2 separate regions of the Homo sapiens genome follow, and region 2 is linked to region 1. A link is an interaction called in ENCODE POLR2A ChIA-PET data of the cell type or tissue named here. Cell type or tissue: PC-3. All regions are shown on one strand.

Region 1 (4,000 bases):
TAATACAATGCAAAATGGTGTTCTTGATTCAAAGTGTCAACCAGCAGTGGAGAGCAGGGAGGTCATTAGCCAGATGACAGATATTAATAAAATTGATAGATTTAGGTCTTTGCTGAAAATGTGTGTGGAGGGGCATGGGGAGGAATGCTTGCTAAAACATCTGCTCAGCCACAACATCCAGCAAGAGTAATAAGAAATGAACAGGAAAGAAAGATCTGAAAAAGCATGCACACTATATGTCTTAAACCTCAGAATCCCTGAGTAAGCTTTTGCTACTTGACTTTAGCACTCTTTCTTCAAGGCGACTACTGTGAACCCAGCAGGAATTTAAGACAAAGAGGAATTGGAGAAAAGACTTGAAAGATCTTAACCTGGTAACCAGAAGTGATAAATGACATTTCTAAAATGACTAAAATGTTTCTTCCCAACATTCCTGCAGTTGAGATGTCCATGATAATGAATATGTACACATCAAATATCTTTCCCACATAGATCAGTCTGTTAATATGTTTCCCAAATTCTTAGAACTTTACTTGATTGAAACAATAAGAACCCTTGTGGCACACTGAGTAAATTATTCACCCATATTTGGTCCGTTATTCAAATCTTGGAAATAGAAGATCCCTCAGAAGAGAATTTTAGTCTCTAGAAGATGTTTTACTTCCTTTGCTCACTATTTAATTGGGCCTTTTGTGAATAAAATCAACACTGCTTAATGTGAGGATGGAAAATCGTACTCTATAAAAGAAATTTAAAGAAAAGGATTTCTAAATACTCTAAAAGCAACTGAGACAGCTTATTATTGGTTAAGGCACACTCATCTTGATTTTTCAAGTAAATAAATCCCTGAATATAAAAACTCAAAATCTCCCTAAAGGACAGTTGGATGTGCCTATAAACTGAAAATAAAGTGACTTAGACAAAACACTTAGAACTATATTGTCTGGACAGACAAAATGACCTGATTCGTATAGATGTTTTTCATGTCATTCTCAAGAGCTCTGAGTAACTTACAGAAAAAAAAAATCATATGCCCATGACAACAAAAATAGAAAAAATCAAGTATATATGGAACTTATTTAAAGTAAAGCTTATCTCTCTGTCCATATCTAATGGTAGGGTAAATAGACAACTGAAACTTAGCTTTGAATTATACACACTTATATCACTAAGAGAAACATCCATCGGGTCAAGCCCTAACCCTTAGTATGAAACATTGCAGAACTAGGGACTGTCAAAAATTAGTTATGGCCAAGACCTGACTGTTTTGAGGGCCAAGCCAAGAATTCTAGATAAAAAAAAAAATTCTTTTATTTTAATGGAATATACCACCTACAAACAAGGGATTAAGTTTCATATGTATTATATTTAATATTCTGTAGTTGAACAGATTAGCTTACAAATTAATAAAGACTATATACTGTCTGTCCAAGGTGCAAGCTAGTCATCATTTAGATGCCATTCTTACTGATAGTTGATTTTTGCTTTCGCTTAAGTTTGTGGAGAAGGTGCTGCATTATATTGAATAATCTGCCAGGCACCTTCAGCAGGATTTCTCCTTTATGACAGCACTATGAGAATGGGACAAGAAAGAAAGAGTAAAGAGAGCTCAAGTGGTAGGACAGAGGGCATAAAAGAAAAATTCATTGTTCCAGCCCTATTGATGCTGGCCATTGCTGAACACAAAGAATAGTGACATTGAATAAAAAATGTGACCAGAGAAGTAGAGTTAAAGTTCTGGGCACTTGGTAGCGGCCATGAGAGTTGAACACAGAAGCTGCTCTGGGAACCCAGTCTTGTCTTCCAGCATCGCCCACCCTCTGACCCAGATATTAGCCTAATAAGAAGTAGCTGGAAGTCCTCCAGCAGCATAATGAACCTCTGGTGTTTCCACTCTGAAACACTGAAAATATCAGTCTCATGATCAAGTATAGCACTAGATTTTAGGGTACTTGTTTCATTTTCACAAGTGATTAATAATATGACCTAGGACATCACACAGAACCCAGTCCTACACACATATTAATAAAGTAGAGACCACCTCAAAAGGGAATATAATTAAGGAATGATTAAAAACATTTTAAACTAGAAAAAAAGCCAACATTTTAAAGCATATTTTGAATGCTGATGTGTTCAAAATATCCTGCAAGTATTATGGAGGGTATATGTAAACATTCAGGTAAAGATCAAGATGGAACATCAACAGAACTTTGAAGGTTAATATGAAAAATGAGTAAAATGTACAGTAACTTGTTCTCACTAAGAACAAAGGGTCTAAGTTTCCTGGCTATACCAGTGGCAACTCACTCAAATTTCCATATGTCCTTATTACTATACATGCTTTGTTTCCAGTGTTACAGCTGGACTCACAACCTAAATCTTTTAAATTCAATTGCTGGTAAGCTAAATAACTTATGGCTTAGTGTAAGGATTCATATTTCTTAACTCTAAGCAATGAGCTGTTGCCTGTGGGCATGTGTTAAACTAACATATGAGTAATATGCCTCTGGAGAGTGCAAACAAAGGAGGCATCTTGCATTCACACCAGGTCCCCCATGCATTTTTCTCATTGCAATTACAGGCAAAATGGTATCACTTTTAAATCTATATAATAATAAAGAAAAAAGTTTAGGGTCAAAGTGATGAACTGTTTAACAAATTTAATAAAATGAAACAAGCTCTGTGAAAAAGGTAGATTGAAGAGAGAGTTCCTGGTATCATTATTCACTTCTGACAGACCCACCTGGAGTATAGGACGGTACAAAGGGCTTCCTGCAGTGATATAACCTTTTAAAACCTTGAGTTAGTTGTCCCTCCAAAGTCTAAATAAGTGTGATAATAAAATTACTTCCTCCACACAATACATTTGAAGATTGCCTTTTTAAAGAGCCAGCTAAAAAATAAAAACAAATGGAGCATTATTTTTGATATACATATTCAAGGAATTCCTTCTATTTTCGAAATACCTTATTACCATTTAAGATGTTTCAGCCAAGGAACTAGCATACATCTGTCAAAGAGAAAATAACAACAGTATAGCTATAGACTTGACGAGCTTTTATTTGAGATTCATAAATCGGCACAGTCTCCATTCTACAGAACAAAATGAGAGCTCCCTCTGAGCAATGGTAGATTATAGGGTTTGTAAAGTGGTGATAAGGAAGCAGAATATAGAAAACAAAAACAAAAACCAACATTGGTGAACATCAGGTTACTTCGGGTTACTTTTTATAATAATTAAAGCTGAGGGGAATAACATATTATGCTGTGGTAGACTAGAATCTCATGTTCACGAAAAATTGGTCTGTTTTGGGATTTATTTGCTTTCTTAATGTTTCAGTTCGATTATGTGGCATTTAACATCAGCAACTCCCTTTTGACTTGGCTTGATTTGTTAGGGCCTGGTGTATAAGCTCAATCCAAAACAATGGTCTCTCTTAATTTCATTTAATACACTCTTCTGAGTAGAGATCATATCTAGTCATAGGCCTCCTGTATTCTTCCTAGAATAGTGAATGCTCAGCATGAACATCAAAATTATATACATTCCCCTGGTCTTCCTTCTATAATTTGATATGTGTGTGTGTGTGTGTGTGTGTGTATGTGTCTGTGTGTGTCTGTGTGTGTGTGTTTCCCATCAGCATTAAATTGATATCATAGATACATGTATGTACAGCATATTTAATGGAATTATTCATTAGAGAATGAAGACTAAATCATTGTCACAACAGTGGCTTTGTAAATCCAAGAGGAAGGGCACTAAGAAAATATGTAAGAGAAGATCCACAATGGATGCCCAAAACATAATTTGTATTATCCATATTACTGTCAAATGTTGAAACTACAAAACTCACTTTGAACATGATCTAAATAGCTGTGACCCTAGAATTTGATGCTATAATAAATGATAAAATTAAGTCTCCATTGCAATTGTGATAATAAACCAAACTGGCAGAATAGGATGGGGACAAGGTGATATTAGAAATAAAAAGTTATAGCT
Region 2 (4,000 bases), 710 kb after region 1:
ACCAAGTGCCCATATATGATCTAATTTTATATTCATAGTACTATCTGTACAAGAATTATCTCCTTTTTATAGATGAAGAAACAAAGGTTCTGAAAAATCAAGTAGCTTCTCTAAGATCACCCAGATAGAAATGGAGAAGTCAGTGGCTGAACTCAGACGTTTTTGATGTTGAAACCAATGCTCTTCCCACTACATGACAATGAAATGAAGCAGCTTTCCCAAGGACTCAGAACGTACACACGCCTGATCGCTACATCTTCCTGGGCCCCTTATGTCACCATTCTTTCTTCCCCCAAAATGCCATTAGGATGTGTTGACAGCTAAGTTTTTATTTTGAAGGAGCCAGTGTGTCTTTCAACAAATCAATTCCAGGAGAGTTTTGGAAATATGCTGTGGTAATATAATGGGATCTAAAAATTTCCAAGAGAGAATGAAGTTGTCAGAGGAGGCCCAGGGGCCTTCTGGTAAAACACATTTTCCTCATTGCTCATGTCTAAACTTTCTGTCTTCTCTCTCTGCTACTCAGGGGCCAGACTGAGTCAACCCTCGGTGGTTTTAAGCATCACGTATATTTCTATCTGTCACCATTCACTTTTCAACACTTGGCTTTATACTCTGACAATTTAGCCCAAGTCTTTGGGTGAAAAATGAGTAGAACTGTTTTCTTCATTTACCTCCTACCTTTTGTAGTATTTTTTAAATTATAATTTATATACAGTAAAATACACAATTTCAAATTGGACAACTCAATGACATTTCACATATGTACACATCTATGTGGCCAATGCGCAGATCAAAATATAGAACTTACTCATCACCCTAGAAAGTTTCCTCAAGGACCATTCACTCAATAACTACACCCCCACCAGCAGCAATTGCTGATACTCTGACTTCTAATCCTGTACATTGGTTTGTCTATTGACCATAGATTGGTTTGCCTATTCCTCAAATTTATTTGGTGGATTGATACAGCATGTACTCTTTTGGGTCTAGCTGCTTTTGTTCATTGTTTGTGCGTTCCACTCACGTTGTTGCAGGTATAGCAATAAGCAGTCTCTTTTTTACTACTGAATATCATTCTGTTGTACTAAAAGCTACTTTATGTGAAATAGTACTGAGAAATTATTTGGCTCTACCTTGTCAATATTTAAACTCATCTCTTATATTCTTTGTAGCATATCACAAATTTACATACCACAATCCAAACACACAAGAAGCATAGCTTTCTTTATTATAAGCCCTCTCGTTCCTACTTTCAATGATAGCAGAAGAAAAACACATTAAAAAATAAAAAGTAGTTCAGTATGGTGTAAAACAGTGTGTACTGGCCTAAGTTGATTTGGAATGAATATTAATCCCACTCAAAATTCCACCTCCCAGTGAGAGCTGTACCGCTCCTCTCAGAGTCATGCCTGAACGCAGAGGGAGGCATTCCTATACTCAGGGTAGCAGCAGATGGAGTTTCAGGCAAAAAACAATGTTCAGGTTTGTGCTGGTCTCCAGTGGGTGAGCCTCTATCCTCTGCGAGGATCTTGTCCCTCCTGGTCTCTTGGGTGTCATGATGTCACTCGCTGTAGCACTCAGCAGTCCCTGCCACAGCCTCTTGCAGGAGGCCCCTGCACTCAGCAGTCTCCCCATCTCAACTCCAGGTCTATCCAGTTAACAGTCTACCACAACTTCTGCATTGCTTTTGGGTCCCAGGAACACTCAGCTGCCTTTGCTGCACCAAACTGAAGAATGATGCGCTCTGTCGGGCTGCCTTCTGGTCCATCTACTTAGTCACATTCCTCAGACATTCCCCAGACATTCCCGGCAGCCCTATACTCAGCACCATATTGAATTCATGGCTTCCCTCTGTGGCTTGGGAGTCTCCTGTGAAACACCTGAGAAGCCATGCCTAAGACCCACACCAGGAATCCCCCAACCTTTCTGGGTGTTCCTACTGGCCCTTTCCCACCCCCTCACCGGGATTCAACTCTCACAAGGGAATCAAGTCATTCCTGTCTGATCTCCTTGCCCTGGTCTTCTATTATCCTTCCTGCATGCAATGGGTCTTACCAAAAGTCATTTTATCCAGCCTTCAAACAATACAGTTTACAGAAGTGTTCTCCTATTGGGCTGCACATTAGAATCACCTAGGAAGCATTTAAAAAAAAAAAAAAAAAAAAGCAAAGCAGTATTACCTGAACTACATCTCAGACCAGATAATTGAATCAGAGTCTCTAGAAGTAAGGCCTGAGCATTAGTATTTTCTAAGCCTCCCCAGGTAATTCTGATACACAACCAGGGTCAGAACCCACTCATTGCAATTAAACTCTGATTTGAATCAGGCTGACTCTTGATGAGTAAAGGGAAGCTTTTGGGATTTAGAAAATCTCTTTCTGATGATAAGACATTGTATTACTAAAGATTCAAGAATGTCAGCTCTGAGAACCAAAACCAAAAAATAACTTCTCTGCTCTGGAGTAGGAGTATCTATTATTTTTCAGAAATAACAAAACCCATTGATTCTATGTACAGGTAGCTGAGAAGTATTATAAGTTAAAGAAATTTAAAAACATATCAATTTAATATTTAAAAAATATTATCATTTCATATTCTATTTTGTGCATTCATTTATGCACTCACTATGGCTCACATTACTACATACAGGAGTAGGCAGGACCAGCATATACAGAGGAGGAATACGCAGTCACATGATTGTTGTGATTGGAGCAGCAAGAGAGGGCCCTCTTCATTCATTCATTTATTGAACAAATATGTCGTTTCTGAGTACTTACATGGGGCCATGTGCTTTAGCATGTAGGAAGGGCACAATGGAGAAATCTGCTTTCTTCCCTTAAGAAGCTAAGAGTCCAGAGAGGGAGGTGATCATATTGAAGTAGAGACATAAGGGCACATAGCTGTGGCTCGGTGAGTTGAGAAAGGATTTTCAGTGAAGTGAAAATTCCAGGATATGTGGGGACCAACTCAGGGCACACCTCTGAATTGCCCTTTCCTCTTTTTCATTTCACTTTCTCCATTACCCCAACTTTTGTCCCCTGGAAACACTTTCCACATAAGCTACTGCACAGGAGTCTTAGGGGAAACACAGGCTCAGCTCCACCTGGCCATCAACTGAAATTTTTCCAGCAGAGGTAAGATTTCTGGTAAAATGAGAATAAGGAGGGAGAGGTTCTTCTGTAGCATGGGAAGGTGGCTGGGAAGAATTCTAGGACAACAAAAGAGGCCAAGGGGAGACGACAACTTGCTGGGAGACCAGAAAGAGCCAATAACAGAAGTCAACAAAGAATCCTGGTCCAAAAGGTGAGGGGAGGAAGGGGAAGCAAATTTTTCTGCTTTTCTGTTCAAGCTGGGGCCAGCCTCTCTCAGAACACTGGGATTAGATAACAGGGCAATTGTCCTCCTTTGTGAAGACAGGAAGTGGGATCTTTCCCAATCCTATATAAGTGGACTTTCTTGTTTTAGCCAGAATGTATCATTAGAATCCTCACATCATTTATCTTTGAAATTGAAAAAGCAAAGGGGATAGGTGTATCCACTTAATTTGCAGCAGATGGACCAAGATGGGGTAAAAATTCAATGTGAAAGTTTAGACAGGTTAAACTGAGTGATGAAGATGCTAAACATGTCTCTGTCACTTAGGACAGAACACTGACCTTCCTTTTAGAGTGTTCCTAAAGGGGAAAAATGTCCTTAAAGTGGAGAAAAGAGCAAAGAATAGCTTCTGAAGAAGAGAAATTTAAAATACCCTCTTTCTGGCCTTGGCTAGGGCACTAGGAAAATGAACCTTGAAAATAATCCACTGCACTGATAAAATAAATTTAGTGAGACGGGAAATTTATGGTTGGACAACTTAATACTGAACAACCCAAATGAAGTAAAACGGATTGAGGTAAGAAATGAAACCACATTTCTTTTAATTGTATGTTTTTAATAAAGAAAGCTTGGCTAAACCATAAAGACCCGCCCCCCTGAAAAAAAAAAAAAATTTAACCAC

What was found. ChIA-PET counts read pairs that join two places held together with the same protein. Peaks named below come from ENCODE experiments on the same cell type or tissue, not always from the same donor. Only the 100,000 strongest peaks of a DNase experiment are listed, where the experiment ranks them.
Region 2: POLR2A ChIA-PET joins it to region 1 with 22 read pairs; 1 of 35 experiments calls an interaction of 5 or more read pairs at or near these places.

The regions. Positions count from the first base shown.
Region 1 is chr6:55,634,139-55,638,138 of GRCh38, forward strand. It overlaps a transcript of HMGCLL1 not described here. Among named protein-coding and RNA genes, the nearest start is that of HMGCLL1, 57 kb to the left of the region's middle. In PC-3, no CTCF peak of the experiment used is centred here; a DNase peak (open chromatin) is centred at 2,433; H3K4me3 peaks cover 472 bases; H3K27ac peaks cover 2,155 bases.
Region 2 is chr6:56,345,370-56,349,369 of GRCh38, forward strand. It overlaps a transcript of COL21A1 not described here. Among named protein-coding and RNA genes, the nearest start is that of COL21A1, 100 kb to the left of the region's middle. In PC-3, no CTCF peak of the experiment used is centred here; a DNase peak (open chromatin) is centred at 2,342.